Regions from separate parts of the Homo sapiens genome. Here region 1 is linked to region 2. Evidence: read pairs that join two places in POLR2A ChIA-PET (ENCODE). Cell type or tissue: Panc1. All regions are shown on one strand. Each heading gives the region's core, and the rest is flanking DNA. Links, peaks and the distances in the headings are about the cores only.

Region 1 (11,405 bases), core at 2,120-10,119, 820 kb before region 2:
AACATAATGGAGAATAAAGCACAGAAGGCAAAAAAGGGATCAATTCTGAATTTATCCATTAATTTACTTAACAAATACTATATGCCAGGGCACTGGGGATACAGGTTAATCAAAATCTAAAATTAGGAGAGACAGACAAACACAGACATATGCATCACTCAGTAGTAAGTGAAGAAAAGAATGTGATGGAGAGGATAATGAGTGAGCCAATGGAGCCAGCCGGCAAGCTTGCAATACCAAAACAAGAACAAGAAAGTTGGGATTTGCAGTAAGCCTAAAAACACGAAGTGGTGATGGACGAAGAGGACAAGGAGGAAGAAGAGCTATATTGGTATAAAAAACGAACTAAATAAGGACTAGGAGCAGCTCAGGAAGACTGGGAAGGGTTCCTATACCCTTTGGTACATAACAGCAGCTGAAGTCTTAGCTGAATAAGAGGTGAATGCATGAAAGAATGAACAAATGATTTAGCAAGTAAGTAAGAAAGTTAAGCTTTTTGATGACAGCTTTGCTTCTGTCCTCCTGACAAAATGAATCTGGGTGACTGTAAAGAGAAGTGACTCTCAAACTTGAGCATGCATGCGAATCACCCCCCAAGTGTCCCCCGTTCTAACACATTCCCAGGTGACACTAATGCTGCTTTGGCTGCTCTGGGGACTTGTTTTTTGGGGGGTGGGGGTGCAGAGGGACAAGGTCTTGCTCTGTCACCCATGCTAGAGTGCGGTGACATGCTCACAACAGCCTCAGCCTCCTGGGCTCAAGCAGTCCTCCTAGGCTCAAGCCAGCCTCCCGAATGGCTGGGACTACAAGTGTGCACCACCATGCCCCACTAATTTTTTTCTTTTTTTTTTATACATGGGGTCTTGCTTTGTTGCCAAGCTGGTCTCAAACTCCTGGGTTCAAGTAATCCTCGCCCATTTCGACCTCCCAAAGCACTGGAATTACAGGCGTGAAAACCGCACATGGCCTCATGTACCTTTTATCAATAATTTTGCAGAAAAAAAAAGACACTTGCCTGCAAAATGTCACAAAGTTACAAGAATCAGCCAACGTGACAAATAGAGACAAAAAAGTTAACAGGTTGGAAAAAATGTGCATGTCTAAGAAGCATAAATGTAAAGAGATGTGTAATGTTCTCCCCAACCACCCTCTCACCCTGCAAATCAATTGCTTAAGTATAAATTAGGGGTAATTTTATGAAGAGATTTTACACATGAAAAATACCTAGGAATATTAAACGATTTTATGTAAGCAAAATGCAAAACAGATAAGGCTACTCTGATAAGGCATGACTGAGCAAAAAGAAATCAAAGTACTGACTCCATTGTTCCAGGCCCTTATCTAACTAAATCTTCCAAGAACTCCAAGTTTTCCACCATTCTGAGGATTGCAATGAGTACCTGAACTAGAAGAGAATCACATTCATGTTCCAGATTCATAAAATGGGGCCCATACATAAGGAACTGCCTTTATACAAATTAAAGGGCCATAGGCTCCCCTCTCCCCCGACCTTGAGACAGAGTCTCGCTCTGTCATGAGGCTGGAGCGCAGTGGCACAATCTTGGCTCACTGCAACCTCCGCCTCCCAGGTTCAAGCAGTGCTCCTGCCTCAGCCTCCTGAGTAGCTGGGACTATAGGCGTTCGCTACCACGCTCAGCTAATTTTTGTAATTTTAGTAGAGACGGGGTTTCACCATGTTGGCCAGTACGGTCTTGATCTCTTGACCTTGTGATACACCTGTCTCAGCCTCCCAAAGTGCTAGGATTACAGACGTGAGCCACCGCGCCTGGCCAGGACCATAGATTTTACTGGCCCTTACGAAGGCGCAAGACTGACTTTATTCTGCACGTGATCAACTTTTTCAATGTGAGTACTTCCATTCTGTATATATCAGCCCAGAAAACATTTACATTTATTAATAGTCAGACAGCCTACATGGTTAAATAAACCTGGGCTTTTTCTTTATCTAACCCCCCCGCTGGCGACCAATCTCCACTGTACTGGCTACCACATTTCATTTTGAATGTTTTAAGCCCAATCATACAGCCTGCCCAATCCAGGAGGGCCAGGTCAGCAAGATGGAATATGACGCCACAGGGCAACAGAGCCATTATTATAACATTAGCCAAGCTAATGTACTGCCTTTTCTCTCCCCTAACAAAGCCCTGCCACCAATTGTTAAAATTATTATTTTTAGTCAACGAGAAATAATGAAATGGCATCCCCTCCTTCACACACTCAAACCGTTTTTATTTTTCCAACCCCCTCCCCCACCCCGACCAACACAAACCTTTGTTGGGGAGAGGAGGTTAAACAGAGGAAATTGAATGAATGGCCCAAAGAGTCAGTCTATCCCATTAGCATTTGTTCTCCTCTATTAATATTCAGTAGGTTGAACTTAAATTAAACCATGTCTATTGTCTTTCACAAAAGCAATAAATATGAGCTGAAAATTGTAAATCATTGCAGTAAAGGCAGCTTGGTTACTGTGCCTGCAACCTCAGCTAGTCACCATCAGCTGACGGGAGAAGTGCGTCTGGGATCCAAGACCATTTAGCCACAAGGCAGTGTCCATTTGTGCAGCCGAGAACTCTAAAGAAATTGAACACAACAGAACCCTGCCATCAGCAGCTCTGCACATTCAGGAGCTTTTCACCGCATCTCCCAAATTAGCAAGAAATGAAAAGACCGCACAAAACAATACAACAAAACAGGCTTCTGAGTCTGGAACAGCAGCATCAAAATGGAATAGGAATTCCTGTTGTTCTTGGTAACTGGAGACACTAGTGTATGGCTATCTCCCTCTTGCCTTATATGATGGGCGTTGGGAAAATTGAAACACAAATTAGGCCAAAGATTCCTTTAGCTGAAGGAACTTCTAAAGCAACCAATGAGAACGACAGATTTCAGAACACAAATGTATGGACAGAAGACAACTCTTTTCTAATATCTGGAAAAAAAAAGGGACTAGAGCATGTAGTCTGTATCATTTTATGATGTTTTAGACACAAAGAAGTTTTACCAGTCCTCTCTCATTAGCTACACATACATGACAATAGAAAACTAAAGGAAAAGCCAATGGCTCTATTCCACAAAAGCAGTGCCCCAAAACAAGGGTTAAAAAGAAAGGAAAAACAAGGAGGGCTTTGAGGCTGTTCCAGGGCTTCTAAAACATCTGGAGCACACCAAAGTCATTAGCATATTAGGGTGACTCAATGTATTTAGCTTTGTTGTAGAAAAGATGCACAAAAGGTAATTCTGTATTATAGAGCCAATGCCGTCTGTCACCCTGTCACTGTGAGACAAGGTTATCACATTACATATCAAACAGTCAAGCATCCAAAGACAGCTTTCATTTTCAGCAGCAATTTCTGTGTGTGTGTGTGTGTGTGTGTGTGTGTGTGTGTGTGTGTGTGTGTGTGTGTGCACTTTAAGATGATAGAAAAATTATAAAAGCAGCCCCCATGGCTGAGGTAGGGCCCTCTCTGAGGTCATCAGAATGCATGGTTTGCTGCCATTGATAGTGAAAAATAAATGTTATGTTCACTCAAGTTTTGCAAAGAGAAAAAAAAATGAATTGCTTTTTAAGCAGGGTAGGCATTCCGATGCCAGGGCAGATTTGGCTTTGGGCCTGCTTGGCATGGTCAATATGAACATGGAGTTTGCCCATCACTGTACACATGCAGGTCAGCATGTGAAGCTTCCAATGGAGCACAGAGCTCCAGGGAGAGGGGCGAGCAGGGCACAGGGTCTGCAGAGCACAGCCCAGGCTTGTCCACTGACTTGCTCACCAGATCAACACACTGGTGTGACTGAGAACAAATGCCAAGTCATGAGGCAGGATGTCGGTGGCACACTTGTGGTCAACGAGGCACAAATGAAAGTGGTTTCATACCTCGGCTTATGGAAAATAATTATCCCTTTCCCTTATGAGACCAGCCCCTGAGCCGACTAGGGCTCCCCTTTGTCTACTGTCAAATCAGCTATGGAGATTTCCCATTCCGGTCAAGAAAAGACAATCCAAAAACACCCCCACCCATCACTACTTAAAACAGTCCCAAGATTTGGAGGCAGGAATGGGGAGGATGAATAGGTGGACGCGGGGGACATATTTTTGTTATATTTAACCCCTGCAAAAACAGATGTAAATACTGATTTGTAAATCAACAATCTCACAAGAGCTCTCTCACCACCACCAGAATCCGCCCCCACGACACACCTTCAACAATCTACACCTCTTTTGCATGCACAATTTTTTGAGAAAGCGTTAGATACTAAGACCTGACACAGTGTTCATTATTAACATGGAAAAGTTGGGTCACTGGGTAGATAAGGAAAATGTCTGACTCTATCCTTTTTTTCCTATTTCAGAAACAAGTAAATGACTCTTTGAGAAAGATAGGACCCTGGGCCCCAGAAGGCAATAAACGCCTTGAGCTACAAAGGAACAAACCCAGCAGATATCTCCTATTTCCTCAGAGGAAGAGGTAAGCAGAACACTGCTACTACTAGAATGGGCCCCATTCTGGCTCTCTAGACCCCAAATGAGTAAGAACCACCAAAAGACAAAAGATCTCCCCTTCGTACATCCTAACCAACAATCCCAGGGGGACAGAAAACACTGCTCACTGAAAGGCTCCAACAAAAATAAATAAAAATAGACAACAAGGCTGACAGTTTAACTTTATTCAACACAAAACCTCTCACAAAAACAAAGAGCCGTGATCTTCATGAAAGATTTCCCAAACAGACCAGAAGCTATTTAAACTCTGATGATCACCACTGTGAACATAAATGTACTGCTCATTTTGGCACAACTCCCTGTTACTTCTTTGGGGCAAGGGCTCATCCTCCCCACTCTCTTCCCCTCTTCACTCCTTCTTCATCCTTAATATGACCTTTATAACAATCAGAACAAGTACAGTACCTAGAATAATAATAATGACTGAATTATAAACACCCACGATGCTCTACAATCGGCAGTTCTAGTTTTGTGTCCAATCCCATGACTACTCTATCCCAGGCCGTAACTGCTCTGGGTCCACACTTCATTTCAACACCCTTTTAATTTTACACTGACAACCCAGTCAAACACACACCCACCAGACAACCCAGTTATAAATACGCACCAAAATATAAATCCCTGGAATCCCCTAGGATATGCAACTCGAGCTTCTATCAGCTCATGAAAAGAATTCCACACCACAGAGGGCCCAGAACTGACCACCTCCAAGGTCAAAAGCCGCCTACAGAAGAAAACTGACTCAAGGCGACAGTGGGCTTAGGCTGATGTGTAACCATGAGCGGCAGAACAATGGCATCACTGCAGAGCAAGGGAACTCAGTCACATGAAGGAGACGGAAACACAAGGGCATTTTTTTTTGAGATTTTTTCTAAGACAGATAAATGGGCCCAACATGTGGAAAGTCTTGTGTTCAGATAAACTAACAGGCCCAAATTTGATTTCTCATCTCACAGAATTTGCACTTCTCAAAGGGAGATGTCCATGAACACAGCATGTTCACAGATAGCTAATGATATTCTTCTACCTTCAAGTAATTACAAGTGTGTATGTACTTAGGTCTCTAAAGCTTCCTATCATCTTTACCCCACAAATGTAAGGTACCAAAAGAAACCAGGTATCCAATTTGAGCCAGGCTCTCCAAAGATAAGCAAAGCTGCTGCTTTAACTCGATCGACAAGTGCCATAAAGTTATCGGTTTGTGTACTAATCTGTAATGATAAATGGGCAAAGCTCCACAAACTTTGTGTCCTGACTGACACCATAATTTGTAGATAAATAAACAGCCACACCCTTTGCCCTGAAACCTCTCTGGGCTGCCTTCATTCCCTAGGATAAAAGGAATCTCTTGGAAGTTCTAAGTTCTGTTTTCTTTGTAGCATGACTAGGAGGGACAGTAGTTCCCCTGTTTCCTTATTACCTCACTCACATATCAAGAAATCAACTGCCCTCCTACTTTTCAAATGAATATATTCAGAGAGGATTAAGTAGTCCATTCAAAGTAAAAAAAAAAAAAAAAAAAAAACTGCTGACAACAAATAACTTCAGAAAGGCCTACTGCCTCCCAGAGCAGCATTCTTTCCACTACTGAAATATAATGAATGGAAGCAGTACAGAAAGCAGCACTATAGGAATGTGGCCATGGAATCTGCTAAGATTTGAGGCACCAAACATTGAAGGTTCCTGAAATTCATCTGTGTTTACAGACAGTAATACAGACATGAATTAATGCACGAAATTCGGGAGAAGAATCAAGAGCACTCGAAGTTTAAAGGTCTCAATCCAGAACCACTTCAGGTCTCAGGATCTATTTGCATGCCTCAGTTTCCTCCATCTTTCAAGGAAAGATGATGGAGGAAGAAAAAGAAAGGATTAATGGAAATGAAAGCAAACATGCTGTTTATGAAGGAAACCAGAGCTATGGTGAGGATGAACTAATTAACTTTAATCAAACATTTATTTTTAAATGCTGGGAAATGATCAGATAAATTGGTAATAAAATAAAAGGGACCAGCTATAGCTGGATGGCATTCAGTCTCCAGAGAAATGTCTAAAGTCATACAAGCCTGATTGAAACTGCAGCTTTGGCCAAAATGGTCAACAGAGCTTAATGCTTTAAGAGCGACATTAATTCTCTCTTGTAAATTTCCACAGTGCCTTTGCAGGAGCCACCATTGCCCCTAGGGAGGATATCAAAGCTAAAAGAATATTAATATTAAGCAAATTGCAACACTTTTTACATAGTCTCTCATATATATATATATATATAGCACCTTGCCATCCACAATGGATTTAATCAGGACCCCAGCAGGGAAACCCACAAAGGCCTATTTCTCCAACAAAAGCCATACCAGCCTGAAACAAATCTAGAGCTATTTGGTTTGTCTTTTATTTATAGGAACAGACCTTCTATCCCAGGTTCCTCAAGATAAGCCACCAAAAACTGCACCTGACAGACCCGTGGAGCAGCCATCCTCAGAGCCGGATCATTGCAGAGAGACAGAGAGGAAGAAGGACAGAGGGAGGGAGGGAGGAAGAGCGCAGTGAGGCAGGCTCCGGAGCACTTGTCAACAATCCTCCCCTGTACGTAATAAGCAAGCGGCAGTGCAGATTCCGCGCGGCAATAGGACGGCCAGAACAGCAATGGGGCCGAGGGGGAGGGGAGGCAGCCAGGAGAGAAGGTTATTTATGTGCAAGGGAGGGAATCGAACACCAAAGAGGAGGGGTCTCCGGCTGGCTCCCCCCACCCTGATAAATTAAAATGAGAAAAAGGAAAAGAGTCACTAGCTTTTCATCCTGCCATTTCCCCAACCTGCAATGCAGACAAATCCGAAGTATAGAATTTCTGACATATGGGGGGAGGGGGACATTCACAGTTTAATTGTGCACACTTTTGTGTCCCCAGCCGGTCAGATGCCCCCACCCCATTGCCAAGCACACCCCACCCCCACAGACAGCGGACTCCAGGGCGCAGTTTCAATGGCATCCCTTTTTAATATCATAATCTGTGTCATTCAGCACTTGCCTTTTATTTATTTTTATTTGTTTTTTTGGCTGGGAAACCTGGGCAGCTCTCCAGACAGACTGCAGAAATCTCTTTCCACATGCTCCTCCTCCAGCCCGCCCTCCCCCTTACTCTGATTCCAGCTTCCACGGAGCCTCATTACTTATGAAGTGACCGCATGGGCCACCGCTGCCCCCACCAACAACAGAGGGGCACCCCTCCCCCTGCCCTGCGCAGGCCCCTCCCCGAGGCACATAAATTGATCTAATCTAATCAAACAGAAGCTGTTTTCTCTCATTGTTTCTTGAGGATCTTTCACAGAACTGGCTCTGTGGTCTGGCAGCTGCTGGGAGGGGTGAAAAAGGCAGGAGTCCAACTGAGGGCTGGCCAGCTCCCTGGCCTCAGACAACTGGAGTACACATCTCCTTTCATATGTTATAGCTTTTTGATTTTTAAAGTCAATTTTCTTGAAGCCTTTCTTTGAACTTCAACCAGCAATGATAATGTCCAAAACACATGCTCTCAACACTACCACATGCTTCTCTTCATGCCCTTCCAATGGGAGGAAGATGGTGGCCAAGTCCACATGGCACTGGAAGTTTTCCTCAGATGCATCCAGAGGAAATGGAAACATGCCTTACTAATACTTTCAGTTTCTTCTTTCCTAGTTGTGGAACCATCTAACGAGGACCTTCTGGGTTCTAATACTTCACACACAGTAACTTATTTATACCTCACAAAAACCCTGAAGGTAGATGTCAACTTTGCTCAGGAGTGAAGTCACCCAGGCTAGCGGGTATTCTCTCCACAATGGCCAACTCTTGTTTCCTAAATAATTAAAGCTCATGAACATGCCACAACTTCTTACATCAAAAATATATAAACATAAATATATATATACATGTACATAAACACACACACACACACAGACATCACGAAGGTAGATGATGGTCCTCCTTAGTGTCTAGTTGATATCCACCACTTTAAAATCATAATTATACATAGGGCCTCAGAGATACTCTACTACAATTCCCCCACTTCATAGATGATGAAACTGTGGCTAAAAACAAGTTTGTCTCTTAGCAAAGGTCACAGAGGTAGCTCCTATGTCTCAACAGACAGGAGGCTATCCGAGAACCCAGTGGCACTGGGGAAGAAGGGGTGGGGTAACCTCAATATACAATTCCCTACAGAACATAGAAGGCTGGAGAAGAGGTGCTCTCCAATGGCTGCCAGGGTGAGCCCCCAGAGCAGACCCTTATTTAGTGCTCTACAGTGCAGCACGTTCCTGTTAACAGTGAACAAGTGTTTGGAATGCACCCCACTACAGCGTAAGTCATACAGAGTCAATTAAAGGACATTCGGGGGATGACTATTTGGCCTTTTTCCTCTTCCTTCTACTGGGACATGTCTTTTGGCTGCTTCAATGATCAACAGCACCCAAAGCAGAGAATTGGAAAGGAGACCTGAGGCAGATATTCTGATTATGCTAATTCTCAGCAAGGTTGGTAAGAAAAGTAGAAACGCCGAGACATAAACAGTTGGCCAGAAATGAAGTTTCAGAATCACGTATGATTAGTGGTTTTCCTGAACACCCCCAGTTCTGTCACTCAAACACTCAGAGTGCACACAGGCATCAGCACTAATAAAACACTATCTGCCCCTTTCCTATCTCCACTGCTTCCTCCTATTCTAGTCAATTAAAGAGAAACGGGTATTTAAATTTTAAGAAATAAGAAAAGCCTGACCATCGTCATTACTTCCTGATCATGCAGGCAATATTTCCTAAAACACAGTACATGCGAGTCAGTCCTGTGTCTGTCAGGCCAGGAAGGAGACTTAACAAAACTCTCCGTTGTAAATAGCCATAAGTTTTAGACTGTTTACATGAAATGTTGGTCCCCTACTAAAGAAGAAACATGCAAACTACCCTATTAGACTCACAGCATCCTCTGGAAGACCAAGAATAACACTAAGAAATGGATTCAATTTAGGAATAACAACACAACTTACAATATTTAAAGACAAGAAAGAGCAGAGGGCGGAAAGACTGGGGAAGAACTTTTCTTTGCTCCATCCATGTTCATTAATAGGCTGAAGGCACCACCATCTAAGTTTCAACAGTGAAATATCAGAGCAAGTCATAAATCTTAAACCAAAGTCCTCTGAATAATCAATCCACTTTAATTTTTAAGGATATAAAGAATATCTGTGAACCCGCTGCCAAACCAAACTACTCAAACATAACCTAAAGCCTTGCCTATGTGCTAACTTTTTAATATTATAACATAAACATATATAAATAGCATTTTGTTTCACTGCATTTGATTATAAACTTTACAAAACAGGTTCCAATGGGAATTGGGTTTTTTCCAACTCAACATCAAGTTACTAAGATCCATCCGTGGCCTTGCTTATTATATCGCTTGCCTATCCATTTTCATTATTACACAATGGAGTATTTATAATACTACACAACTGATGAATGGTAGGTATTCCACCATGATTCTCATGTCCAAGGGCATCTAAGGCGCTTCTAGTTTATTGCTATCATGAACCATGTTGCAATTCCTCTCTGCAAGTCTCCTGGAAATCATGCACTAGAGTTTCTCTTAGATAATATTTGGGACTGGAAGTGGTAGATATCCTTGGATATGCAAATGTTCAAATTTACAAGTTGAATGGCAAATCAGTTTCCAAAGCAGGTGTCAACTTTTGATTTTGCACCAGTAATGTTACCACTGGAATCTCAAAATGTTTAAAGACCTTCTATAACATGTCACAAGAGAGACCAAGGAACTCTACTAACTCTAATTCAGGAGAAGTCAGAATTTTCAGATGGGATCTCATATTCACAGTAATTCTATGCAGACACCCAGGTTCATGGCTGCCATCCACCTAATTATCACCTCAACCCCAAGACCAACCCCAGTTGGTGCCTTGGTATTTCAGTACCACGCTATTAATAATTTCCCCAAAACTACTAATCGCAAAGGAGGGGTAGGGTGGTGTGGATTGTCGTATGATAGAAGAGAGTACAAGGTTATGGTGCCAGAGAATTTCACATAATACAGAATTGTAATGATCATACAGCATCAGCCATGTATTTGTAATGATATTTCTGTGTTATATGGATGAAATTACGTAGTATTGACCATATCACATAGGGTGTGATAAAAATTAATGCAGAAAGGGGATCTACTGTGCTAATATTTGACTTTCAAAAACATCATTAAAGTGTGGGCACTCTGTGACAGCAGTATAGTAATAATAAATGTTACCTGTTGGAATTTTATTTAAATAAAAGTTAATACACTGGCACTATACCAACCAGAATTAGGTACACACACAGTCTGGCTTGAATGCTTTCCAAGAAGGCTTGGTAATTCCTGAAACACCAACAGTGCTGAACTTTGTAATGCATGTGGCTGGCCCGATAGCTAACATGTCAACAAGGCCACACTGTACAATTATAAAATAATACCAATAATTACAAGAACATAGTAGGGTGACCCGGACTGGGTGATGGTATGCAAACTCGTGAAACTAACTGGGTTGTTAAGGCTACAATTAAAGTAGTTGTTCCAATTCAGAAGCTATCAAAAAAGACAACACTGTAGCCCTCCTTATCCGGATTTTAGATTTCCAAGGTTTCAGTCAGCCATGGTCAACCAAGGTCTGAGAATATTAAATTTAAAAATCCCCAAAATAAACAATTCATAACTTTTAAATTGCACACCATTTTGTGTAGCATGCTGAAACCTTGAACTATCCTGCCCAGGACGTGAATGCTCTGCACTGTACAGTATTTATGTATAAGCAAAAAACACAGTATATACAGGGTTTGGTAATAGCGACAGTTTCAGGCATACACGGAGG
Region 2 (11,405 bases), core at 1,287-9,286:
GAAGGGGCAGCCAGACCTGAGAGGCAAAGCTTAGAGATCAGACATCATACTTGGGCTAGGAAAGGCAGCATTTGATGAGGCAAGGGAGCAGGGAATGGCATCTCTAAAGTATGACCTGAGATTGAAAGCACGTCAAGAGAAAGCCAAGAGCCGTGTGAAGCAAGTAAGAAATATCAGCCCCAAGATCTGCTCTCCCTTCAGTATGGGTGGCCTTTTCCTGTTCTCTTGTCTGCACTTTCTCAGGCAGTTGTGAATGATGAGGCCACCCAACAGAAATGATAAGCCCTCGAAACCTCCGTTTTGTTATGCTCTTTTTCCAGCTAAGCAATTTCTTCATGATGTGGGGCAGAGGGTTGGAGCAACGGTTCCCAGCAGACCACCATGAGCTTCTCATGAGAGAAGCTGCCCTGAAAAGATACACGATTGAGAGCAGATGATGATAATCATTATCATCATTTTGGCAAACTTAGAGGAGAACGCATATAGGATACTAAAATCTTATGGTGCTGGCGATGCATTTTATGGGAATCTGGCATTGATTCAGAAGACAGTACTTCTACCCTGAGACTGTTGTAATTTCAACAACTTAAAATACATGCCCACTTTAAGACAATATGTCAAGACTATAGTGAGTGAAATAATAATAATAGCTATTGTAATTTGAATGGGAATTTCTTACCGTAGCCTGATTAGCAGAGGGTCTTTAGTCAAGGACATGCATTAACATCATCTATTGTACGAATGATAATCTACTAATGCAATACTATTAATACAAGAGTCGCTTTGTAGATTTGTCATCATTATGTTATATGTCCAATGAGTGTATGTAAAAACAGTTAAGTATTTCTCCAGTGTCCTTCTCCTTAAAGTAGCCCATATTTTAAGCTCATCCAGCTCTGCTTCACTTGCATGAGCATCTTCCCCAGGCTCCTGGAGAAAGTCTGTTGCTTGGTCTGACATCTCCTGCTTCTCTCCTTGGCCAATCTCCTTTTCAACGTAAAGACCTTATCCCTTATTTCAAGCTCCTGATTAGTTGTCTGTTTCTGTTGGTCTCATGGACCTCACTACCTGTTTTGGATGGATTATCCAGCTCTGAAGGGCTGTCAGACTCTCCTCCCAGAGGACATCCATCTAAGAACCCCTGTTCTTCATCTCAGCACACTTTCTCTTAATACTCTTCTTACTGAATCAAAGAGCTGGGAGCTTCCACCTCAGTGTGGAAGAGCCATAGGCGCCAGACTCCAACCCATGAGCGCAGCTACAGGGGGCTGCAGCCTGGAATGCCCTAGGGGCAGAGCCTACCTCTTGCACCAGGTTGCAGGACATGGAGTCAAAAGAGATGGTTTTGGAGCTTTAAGATTTAATGACTGCCCTGTTGGGTTTCAGACTTGTGTGGGGCTTATTGTCCCTTTCTTTTGGCCAATTTTCCCCTTTTGGAATGGGAATGATACCCATTCCCTGCACCATCATTATATCTTGGGAGTAAATGACTTGTTTTTGAACTCACAGGCTCATAGGTAGAAGGAACTTATCTCCAATTGAGACTTCAGACTTGAAACTTTTGAGTTAATGCTGAAACGGGTTAAGACTTTGGGGGACTATTGTGAAGGCATGATTGTCTTTTGAAATGTGAGAAGGACATGGGATTTGGGGGGCCAGGGGTGGAATGATATGGTTTGGATGTTTGTCCTCTCACAATTTCATGTTGAAACGTGATTCACAATGTTGGAGGTTGGATTATGGCAATGTATTCCTCACGAATAGCTTAGCCCCATCCCCTTGGTGATGAGTGAGTTCTTGCTCAGTTAGCTTATATGAGAGCTAGATGCTTAATGAGCCCAATTCTTCCTGCACTCTCTCTTGCTCGTTTTTGCCATGTCATACACCTGCTCCCCCTTCACCTCTCACCATTGATTGTAAGCTTCCTTAGGCCTCACTAGAAACTGAGCAGTTGCTGGCACCATGTTTGTACAGCCTGTAGAACCATGAGCCAACTAATCCTCTTTTCTTTATAAGTTACCTAGGTAGTTACCAGGATTTTTTTTTTTTTTCGAAGTCTCAGTCTTGTCCCCCAGGCTGGAGCGTGATGGCGCGATCTTGGCTCATTGCAACCTCCGCCTCCGGGGCTCAAGCGATTCTCCTGCCTCAGCCTCCTGAGTAGCTGGGATTACAGGCACCTACCACCACACCCGGCTAATTTTTGTATTTTTAGTAGAGACAGGGTTCCACCATGTTGGCCAGGCTGGTCTCGAACTCCTGACCTCAGGTGATCTGCCCGCCTCGGCCTCCCAACGTGCTGGGATTACAGTCGTGAGCCACTGCGCCTGGCCCAGGTATTTCTTTATAGCAATGCAAAAACAGACTAATACAGAGGCCGTTAAGCTGCCTGCCACAGCTATGTAAATAGTGCTCACTACATGATATTATAGTGCATGTTATAGGGAGTCATGATTATATTTCTTTTCTATACAACTTTTTATTTTCTTTGGACCTAATATTTGCCTCTTTTTTTCTATTTGCTTGTGTTTTACATGTATCTATTATTAATTCATCCTTAAACCATCTGATACAGCTGACAATCTTAATTCCTAAACATGCCAACTATTCTTTTAGTTCCATCTCTCTTTTCTTGGCATCATTCCTCAAGAGCTCTCTGTCTTTCTTCTCCAATTTGGGTTTTGCCTTTTTGGGGTGCAGCATAGGTGTTTTCTTGTGGTTTCTCTTCACTACCATCCTGATTTTTTTCTCTCTCTCTTCTGTTTTAGACTCTCTGTTTCCAGGATCCCATGTCTTTGTTGTTGTTGTTGTTGTTGTTTATTCTCCCATTTAACCGACTCACATCAACATCTTTCTACCAGTTCTCCTGTTATCCTGGCCTCCTGTGTGATCTGTAACCCAAACACCTGGGTTTTTCCAGGAATCTTCAAGGAACAAGATCTTGTATTTGTGGCTTTGTCTGGGGCAGGTTTAAATTTCAACACTCCCTGGTCTGCTAACTCAGCCGCAATTCACCTCTCTTCCAGCTCTCAGCTTTTGTTGATATCAATTGTGTACTGTCATCTCTCAAAGTCTCTTTGGCCGTGTAGGCTTGAGCCGCTTTTTATATCTTGCTGATATTTTAGTGAGATTTCAGCAGGGAGAGAAGAATGGGTGTGTGGACACCTCTGTGCTGGGAACTGATTACTTGGCTTCCACACTTGGTTCAGCTCTTCCACTGAAGGCATGGGATTGTTTATTTTTCCCACAGATATTTTTGAAATATTCTAAAATGGAAGCTATTGCACTAACTGCCACTACATTATTTATTTTGTCATGTAGTAGGGTATCTGCTGAGATGGCCAGACCCCATTGCTCTATTTTTTTAATAGTATAATTTCTTTTTTGCTTTGCTTCAAAGACTCTAAATTATTTTAATAGGTTTATATATTTTTCTTTTCCTCTTGAATTAAGACAGAAGTAATTTTTCCAATGACTCTGTTATCTCAGTTTTGTATTAAACCTCTCCAGCTTCACTTAGTGGCTCCAGCAGGACAATCTAAGGTGTGTAATAGGAATGTCTCAGTCTCACTTGCCCACTCATACAAATGAAACCATGGTTATAAAAATACTCTTGCTGGCTGCAGAAAACTAAACTGCATCCAGGATTCTTTTCTCAATTTTTTTCCATGAATCCCTAGGGATATTAACATGTGTCCAGAAATCAGTTGTGGTCATTTATGACTTCACTGCTGGCTAAGCCAGGACCACACAGTAGTCCCATGCTGGAAATTTCTGCAGGGTTCACTCTGTAGTGAGAACATTGCTGGTACTGCTGGAGGTACCATTTTCCATGAAAACAGGCTCCTCCTCTCTCTGACACAGAGGAACTAGGCATCTCTAGCCTCAGCGTCAGTCACCCTTGCAGGTGACAGACAAGCTCCAGTGTTGGGTGCTTGGGAGTGGAGATTCTCAGGCTTTCTATGTTATGACTTGCCTCTTAACCCTGGCATGGCTGAGCTTTGGTCTTCCAGCTCAAACCCTAATAGATCTTCAGGGATGGGGTTCCCATCAAGCAGCAACCTCCACTCACTTGCAGTAGGTCTTTGTTAATCCATCCATGAGATATCTCCATGGTAAGAGGAAGGATATTCTCACCCAGCTTTACTGCCTGGACCCAGTGTAATCTGGCTCTATCAACTCAACATACTCTCACCACAGCATCCATCCTCCTTAAAACTTCCACCCTTTCCTGGGAATTCTCTCTCTCATTCATTAGGCATGCTTCTATATCCTAGAAACCCAAGGGGTATTAGAGTTCAATCCACCTTTTCCTCCATGAGCTCCTCAGTTCTTATGTGGATTTAAGTACAAATAGACTCAGGGGAGAATCCACCTTTCCTAGCCCTCTGTCCCAACTCTTCTGGCCAGCCATGTCTACTGCACAGTGTAACAGAATAGCTGAAGGGAAATTTTGTTTAAGACAGTAATCTCCAAAGTGAGTTTCACAAGTGGTATGGGAAGGAAAAAATATATAATTTCTATTTATTTATTTATTTATTTATTTATTCATTCATTCAGAGACAGAGTCTCATACCGTTGCCTGGGCTGGAGAGCAATGGCGCGATCTCGGCTCACTGCAACCTCCGCCTCCCGGGTTCAAGCGATTCTCCTGCCTCAGCCTCCCGAGTAGCTGGGATTACAGGTGTCTGCCACCACGCCTGGCTAATTTTTTTGTATTTTTAGTAGAGACAGGGTTTCACTATGTTGGCCAGGCTGGTCTCAAATTCCTGACCTCGCGATCGGCCTCCCAAAGTGTTGAGATTACAGGCGTGAGCCACTGCACCCAGCCAATTTCTATTTATTTTTTAATTGCATGCTTTAAAAAAATTTGCATTCATGTTTTACGTGCATGTGTAAACATTACAATCTATGGTCAAACATTTTTTCTGAGTGGAGTACAGTCTTGTAACAGTAGGTAATCCAGCAGTGTCCACAAGATGGACCTGTGGGGCCCCAGACACCCATTGTGTTCGTGTATTTAATAATTTCACTTGAAGGCTCACTGTTATAGTGTTTCTGTGTGGATATCAAGACTGCTTACTCGTTTTTACTTATCATTAGGGTGACGAAGGTTTTTGCTTTCCAGTCTCAGGAAATTCACACAATATTTGCCTACCAAGGCTTTTAGGTTCATAAAGCAACATTAAAATATAAAATAAATCGTATTGAACTTCTGGTATTACTACTGTTATTACCTAAATTTTGTCACCTGTGGTGAGATACATTTTCAATCTTTTTTCCACTTGTGAACCAAATGCTCCCTTTAGGTTTCTTTACAATTGCTATGTGGCTAATTGCTTTCAGCTACAGAAAGCCTAGATATGTATGGGTTTCTCTTTGAATTAGGCCTTCAAAAATTTGAAACAAAAAAAATTGACAAACGAATCTATTTACCACAGCAAACTGAACTGCATATATTCCTATTAAGGTCCATTTATGCATTGCTGGTAGACGTTGCTGACTTCCCAGACTTTGGGACTGGCTTATCCAGATGGACTCACGTGAGGCCACGTTGAAGAAGGGTAGCAAATCACTCAATGGCATAAACACTGAGCTGCAATATTCGTGTGGCAAGAGGGCATGTGTGGAGAGCATGGGCCGGGTCTGACTTGCTAGTTGCATAGTCTCTAAGGCCAGTGACTCAGGTGCCATAGAGCACTGCATCTGGGATTTATGCTGTCTCGAAGTCATGTGTTTCATTCCTTACTCCATATCCACGGCCATCGCCAGCCTCCAAGAGGACCCCTGGTGATCCCCACCTCCTGATTTTCATACCTGTATGGACTCTTCCCACATTGGACAAGGGGTGGTCTGTGTGACCAATAAAATATGGCAAAAATGATTGCATGTCACTTCCAAGATGAGGTTATGAAAGACACTGTAGCTTTTGTCTTGGTCACTTTCCTTCATTCTCTTTCTCTCTTGGATCATTTGATTCTGGGGAACTGAGATACCGTGTCATGAGCAGCCTTGTGGTAGGCCCTGTGCTAAGTGCTGGGTATACAGGGAGTGCACCATAATTGTGCCTGTGAATAGCCACTGCTCTCCAGCCTGGGCAACATAGTGAGACTCTGTCTCTAAAAATTTTTTTTTAAATTAAAAAAAATTTTTAAAAATAGAGAAAAAGGAGATGTTGACAAGATAAATAATGTGGGAAACTTAATAGGCAGAAGTATCTGAAATTCAACTAGAAGAAGGAACAGAACTTGTATTGATATTCTGGGGCCATACATAGCTCCAAGAAGAATTGCTGAGTAGAAAGATACCTGCTAGAGGAGTAAGTTGCTTTATGATCAACTCATGTATTCATTTTTTCATCCAATAATTTCTATTGAGTATCTGTTGTGCATTAATCACTGGGGTAAGTCAGAGGTAGCTCTAACCTTCATAAAGCTTAATTGTACAGAGAGAGAGAGAGATACTAATTGTACAAAGAGAATTAAATCGCTATTAAAAAATTATACTTAAATAAAAAGTTTCCTTTAAATACTGGGTATACAGAGTTAAGATACATTCCCATTTAAAAAAAAGTATTCAGTTTTTCAGAGGAGACAGCAATGTTCTCAAGCAGTGCAGTGCACCATAGTACGTGCAACAGCAGAAGAGTGCATAAATCTTCCCTGGAGCTTCAAGGAAACCATGCTTGTCTCAGCTTTGGTTCATTGAAGAATTGCCTTTTAAACTGGAGAGGAAAAAAAATAGATGCCTTGAGGCAAATGGGGAGGTGGAGAGGGGAAAGGAGTCTTTTCAGGCAGACAACTACAGATGTAAGGGCAGGAAATTGAGTTCTATATGAATTTAATGGGAAAAAAAAAGGAACTTAGAACTTTCTCTCATGGACCCCAATGGAAATATAAAAGATGTGTAAGAGAAAATGTCTGTCCTCTAAAATCTTATGCCTTCCCAAGATTTGAAGCCATAAGAGATCCCTTGAAACTCTGAGAATGCTTGAACCTGATGCTGTCCAATATGGCAGCCACTAGACCTATGTGGCTATTTGCTTCTTGAAATGTGGCTGGTTTGAATCAAATGTGCTGTTAAGTCTAAAATACCAAAATTTGGAGATGTCACAAAAAAGGTAAATTATCTCATTAATAATTTTGCATTGATTACACATTGAAATGATGTTTTTGGTATATTGAGTTACATAGAGCACATTGTTAAAATCTATTTTATCTCTTTCCTTTCAGTCTTCTCAAAGGGACTGCTACTAAGTTTAAAATGCTATCTGTGGTCTGCCTTGTGGCTGGCATTGTGTCCCTTGCGGACAGTGCTGGTTTATAAGCTGCTGTGGCAATGGCCCAAGAGAGCCTCTGGCACCAGCATTGTGGATGGGAAAGAAGGAAGAGGGCCCAGACATATTGAGAGGACCACAACCCATGTGCTTTCCTCGACACTCACTTGGTGCTGAGGGGGTCTAGTGTAGGGCCTGGGGAAAGCTGAGCTGGAGAAGAGGTGGTATTGGGTTCAGATTCAGAGATGGGTGCTGTGTGCAGGCAGCCCTCTGACATGGGTGCTGACACCCATTCCTGGTGACTGGTGCAAGATAATGCATTCACTCCACACCCTCCCACCACATCGGAAGCTTTTTAGTTCAGAATTCTTTGGAACATTTGCTTCCCTTTTGCTTCTAATATTATAGCATGGGTGGAAGAAAAGAGAAGGGGCTGTGCTCTTAGAAAGGGAAGGGATACTTGGCAATAGAGGAGAAGCCTATCTAATGTCTTTAGAGGAATTGAGTCTGGTTCTGGACACATTCCATTTGCTCTGCTGGAAGGTCTGAGAGTCTAACAAGTCTCTATCAGGCTGCATGATTTGGGGTCTTCATTGGGTATATGTTGGGGCAACCCATATCTTATTTTCTTGACTTGTAAAGGCTTGGAACTAGGCTTTATTGGGCTGAAAAAGGAAATAGGAATTTCCTGGGTCTAAAGACTTCATGTATTGACCCGTAATTGGAGGGACTGACCAGATCAATTGCTGGAGGTCATCTGAGTTGTTGACCAGGCTCTGAAATGGGGTGCTGATTCTATTTTAGTCTCTCTTACAAATTGCTGTGCGACCTTGCCAAAGATAGCAGCATCTCTCTGTCTTTATATCCTATTGGTTAATCAATTTCTGGATCTGAATAGCCAGGGTGCTCTGTAGATTTACTTTAAAACATTTTTTAAGTACACCATCAATAAGAACATCGTGCTTTTTTAGGTAGAAAGCACTTTGGAGGAGAATTATTGATTGTGTTCCAGGACCTCTGAGTGGAACTGTAGTATTAATAGAAGAGAACATTGCCCAATTCTGGGAATGTTGAAGCAGGTGGAAATGAACTGGGGGAACAGCATCTTCCGTGCCCCCTTCAGGTTACTCCAGACAGTTAAGGCATATGTAGTCTGAACTATCGCCACACAGCAGACCCAGGCTGGCTAGCCCTCCTAATCAAAGACTTCGTGTAGAGTTTTAGGGAATAACTTTGTTTTAGTTTGTTAGGTTGCCATAACAAAGTACCACAAATTGGGTGGCTTAAACAGCAGAAGTGTATTCTTGCATAGTTCTGGAGGCTGGAAGTCTGAGATCAGGGTGTTAGGAGGGTCGGTTTCTTCTGAGCGTTTTGAGCGTGACTCTATTTCATGTTTCTCTCCCTAGCTTTTGGTGGTTTGCTGGTAATCTTTGGCATTCCTTGGCTTGCAGGCTCATCATCTAGATCTCTGCCTTCATTTTCACATGATGTTCTCTCTGTGTGCATGTCTGTGTCTAAATTTCTCCTTATAAGGACACCAGTTGTATTGGATAAGAGCCCACTCTAAATCATTGTAACTTGATTACTTTTTGTTTCATGGTGGGCAGGTCTATGCAACCCTACTCCCAAAGTCCAAGGAAGCTAAGAGGCTAAAAAAAGAGGCTGACAAATCCAGTTTCTTAGAAAGAACTGGGACTTATGAACAGAAGCCATGTCTGGGTTTCAGGGGATGGCGAGACAAGATGGTGGACCGCTGCACCATTATCCCCCAGACCCAGGGCTTGTAGACCATAAAAAAAGGGGTGGTTCAGAACGGATTTGTGGGACAATTGAAGTATGATAACATCAAGGTTGTCTTACCTAAGGGCAAGATTTACAGTAAGTACCTAAGTTTACGCAGGAAACAATAGATGAACTGGAAATCTTAGAGACCTTCCTGGAACTGTGGTTAATCAGAATCCAACATGGCTGATTAGCATCCAAGATGGAGTCACTTAAACCTCCACACTTCTGTAAAGAACTTGTCTCCAATCATCTTACATTCTAAGGAACTGGGGATTAGGACTTCAATACATAAACAACATAAACTTGGGGGAAAAACAATTTGACCCATAACAAACTCCATTCAAGGAAAGTATTGATATCTTTTGCCTTATGTTATTTTTATATATACCAAGTGGGCCTATTGAGTAACCTCCCCTTGTTGATGGATCCATGTGAACTGGTGTTACTTTTCTATAACTGCTATGTTTGTTTTCTTTTAAACATCTTTTACTCTCTAGGTCCTCATTCCTTGAGCATATCCTACGCTGATTCCATAACTTTTCACTCATTTGGTTGTTATGATTCTGATCCATTCTTCCCTAAAGGGGAAAGAATAACAAAGAAGAGGCTTTGTTTCTAGTGGTATAGCTGGTATGATGGATACTGTACAGGACCCTCCCAAATCAAACAACTAAAATACTATTTCTTTAAAGATATAAACACCTTTTTCTTTTTTTTTTTTCGAGATGGAGTCTCGCTCTGTCGCCCAGGCTGGAGTGCAGTGGTGTGATCTCGGCCCCCACGCCTGGCTAATTTTTTGTATTTTTAGTACAGATGGGGTTTCACCATGTTAGCCAGGATGGTCTCGATCTCCTGACCTTGTGATCCACCTGCCGTGGCCTCCCAAAAGTGCTGGGATTACAGGTATAAGCCACAGCGCCAGGCCATAAACGCCTTTTTAAATACACTACTGAGCTGAAATGAAAGTAAGACACCATCAGAGTTTTTCTTTTCCAATACACTTTTTATTTTGGAATAATTTTAGATCTACAGAAAAGTTGCAAAGATAGCACAGAGTTCCAGTTTCAGTTTCCCCTAAGGTTATTATCTTACATTAAGATGACATATTTTTCAAAACCTCCGTATTGCACCTGTAATCCCAGTTACTCAGGAGGCTGGGGCAGGAGAATCGCTTGAACCCGGGAGGCAGAGGTGGCAGTGAGCTGAGTTGGTGCCATTCCACCCCAGCCTGGGTGACAGAGTAAGACTCCGTCTCAAAAAAACAAAGAACAAAAAACAAAAACAAAACCTCCATATTAACATTAGTACATCACTGTTAGCTCCAGACTTTCTACAGAGTTCACTCGTTTTCCCATTAGTGTCCAGAATCCATTCCAGGGTACTGTCCATGGTGTATTGAGTTGTTCTGTCCCATCAGTCTCCCTTGGCCTGGTCTATGCCAGTTCTTCAGTCTTTCATTGTCTTTCATGATCTGGACAGTTTTGAAGAGTCCTGGTCAGGTATTTTGCTGGATGTCCTTTAATGTGGATTTATCTGATATTTTTCTCAGGATTATAGCATTTTAAACAAAGTAAAAACGAGGACACTGTACCGAAGTTGGCTTTCTCCCAAGAGCTTGCTGCCAAACCTTGAAGACTTCAGTCCTTGAGCATTTGTTTTGATAGCCTCACAGGGCATCTGGGGCAGGACATCTAGATTTTCCAAGGTGAGGAATATAATAGAAAAACACAGCCCACCCCCCACTCCACCACCTCTGTGTCAAGCTGAGAGCGCAAGTCCCTGTTAGATTGATGGGAAATAAATTCCACCATTCAGAAAAGGACATTGAGAACACCTTTCTGCCGCAACCCTAGGAGCTAGGTAGAGGAAAAAGAGATTTTTCTGTGAGAATGTGTAACCATAAGCCGTGGTTACTTGTGAGCTTTCTGTCTGAATTCATACTACCTGTGTGGGCTGAAGACACTTCATGCAAAAAAGAAAAAAATAATAATTTAAAGAGATCCTGGGTTGGTATCACCACAAAGTATATTTAGTATTTTTTGGTGTGTGTGTGTGTGTGTGTGTGTGTGTGTGTGTATGTGTGTGTGCATGTGTGTGTTATCTCAAAATATAATGTCTAGAAATAACATATATATATATACACATACATATATATAACAGGTGGATTTTTTAAAAAAATTAATGATTAAACAGACTAACAAAATTTTGAGCCAGAAGATTGATCTAGACAAAGCATTCATTCTGGGGTCCTGTGAGACAAAGAGTTAGAAAAGACGAAAGAAAGATTAAAATAAAATAAGAATAGAATGAGATCTACCAGTCCCATCCAGTGGAATTTTCTCCAGTG

Evidence for each region. ChIA-PET counts read pairs that join two places held together with the same protein. Peaks named below come from ENCODE experiments on the same cell type or tissue, not always from the same donor. Only the 100,000 strongest peaks of a DNase experiment are listed, where the experiment ranks them.
Region 1: POLR2A ChIA-PET joins it to region 2 with 17 read pairs; 2 of 35 experiments call an interaction of 5 or more read pairs at or near these places.

Annotation. Positions count from the first base shown.
Region 1 is chr6:15,396,541-15,407,945 of GRCh38, reverse strand. The region is part of intron 2 of JARID2 (jumonji and AT-rich interaction domain containing 2); the gene reads right to left. Among named protein-coding and RNA genes, the nearest start is that of DTNBP1-AS1, 140 kb to the left of the region's middle. RefSeq lists enhancers at 2,894-3,584, 3,654-3,948, 4,808-5,308. In Panc1, for the core only: no CTCF peak of the experiment used is centred there; a DNase peak (open chromatin) is centred at 7,068; H3K4me3 peaks cover 1,023 bases; H3K27ac peaks cover 593 bases.
Region 2 is chr6:14,578,232-14,589,636 of GRCh38, reverse strand. LOC101928354 (a long non-coding RNA gene) reads left to right here. Exons shown (of 4, transcript XR_241980.4): 4 at 1-3,333. Among named protein-coding and RNA genes, the nearest start is that of LINC01108, 300 kb to the right of the region's middle. In Panc1, for the core only: a CTCF peak has its summit at 4,986 (motif pointing right); no DNase peak of the experiment used is centred there.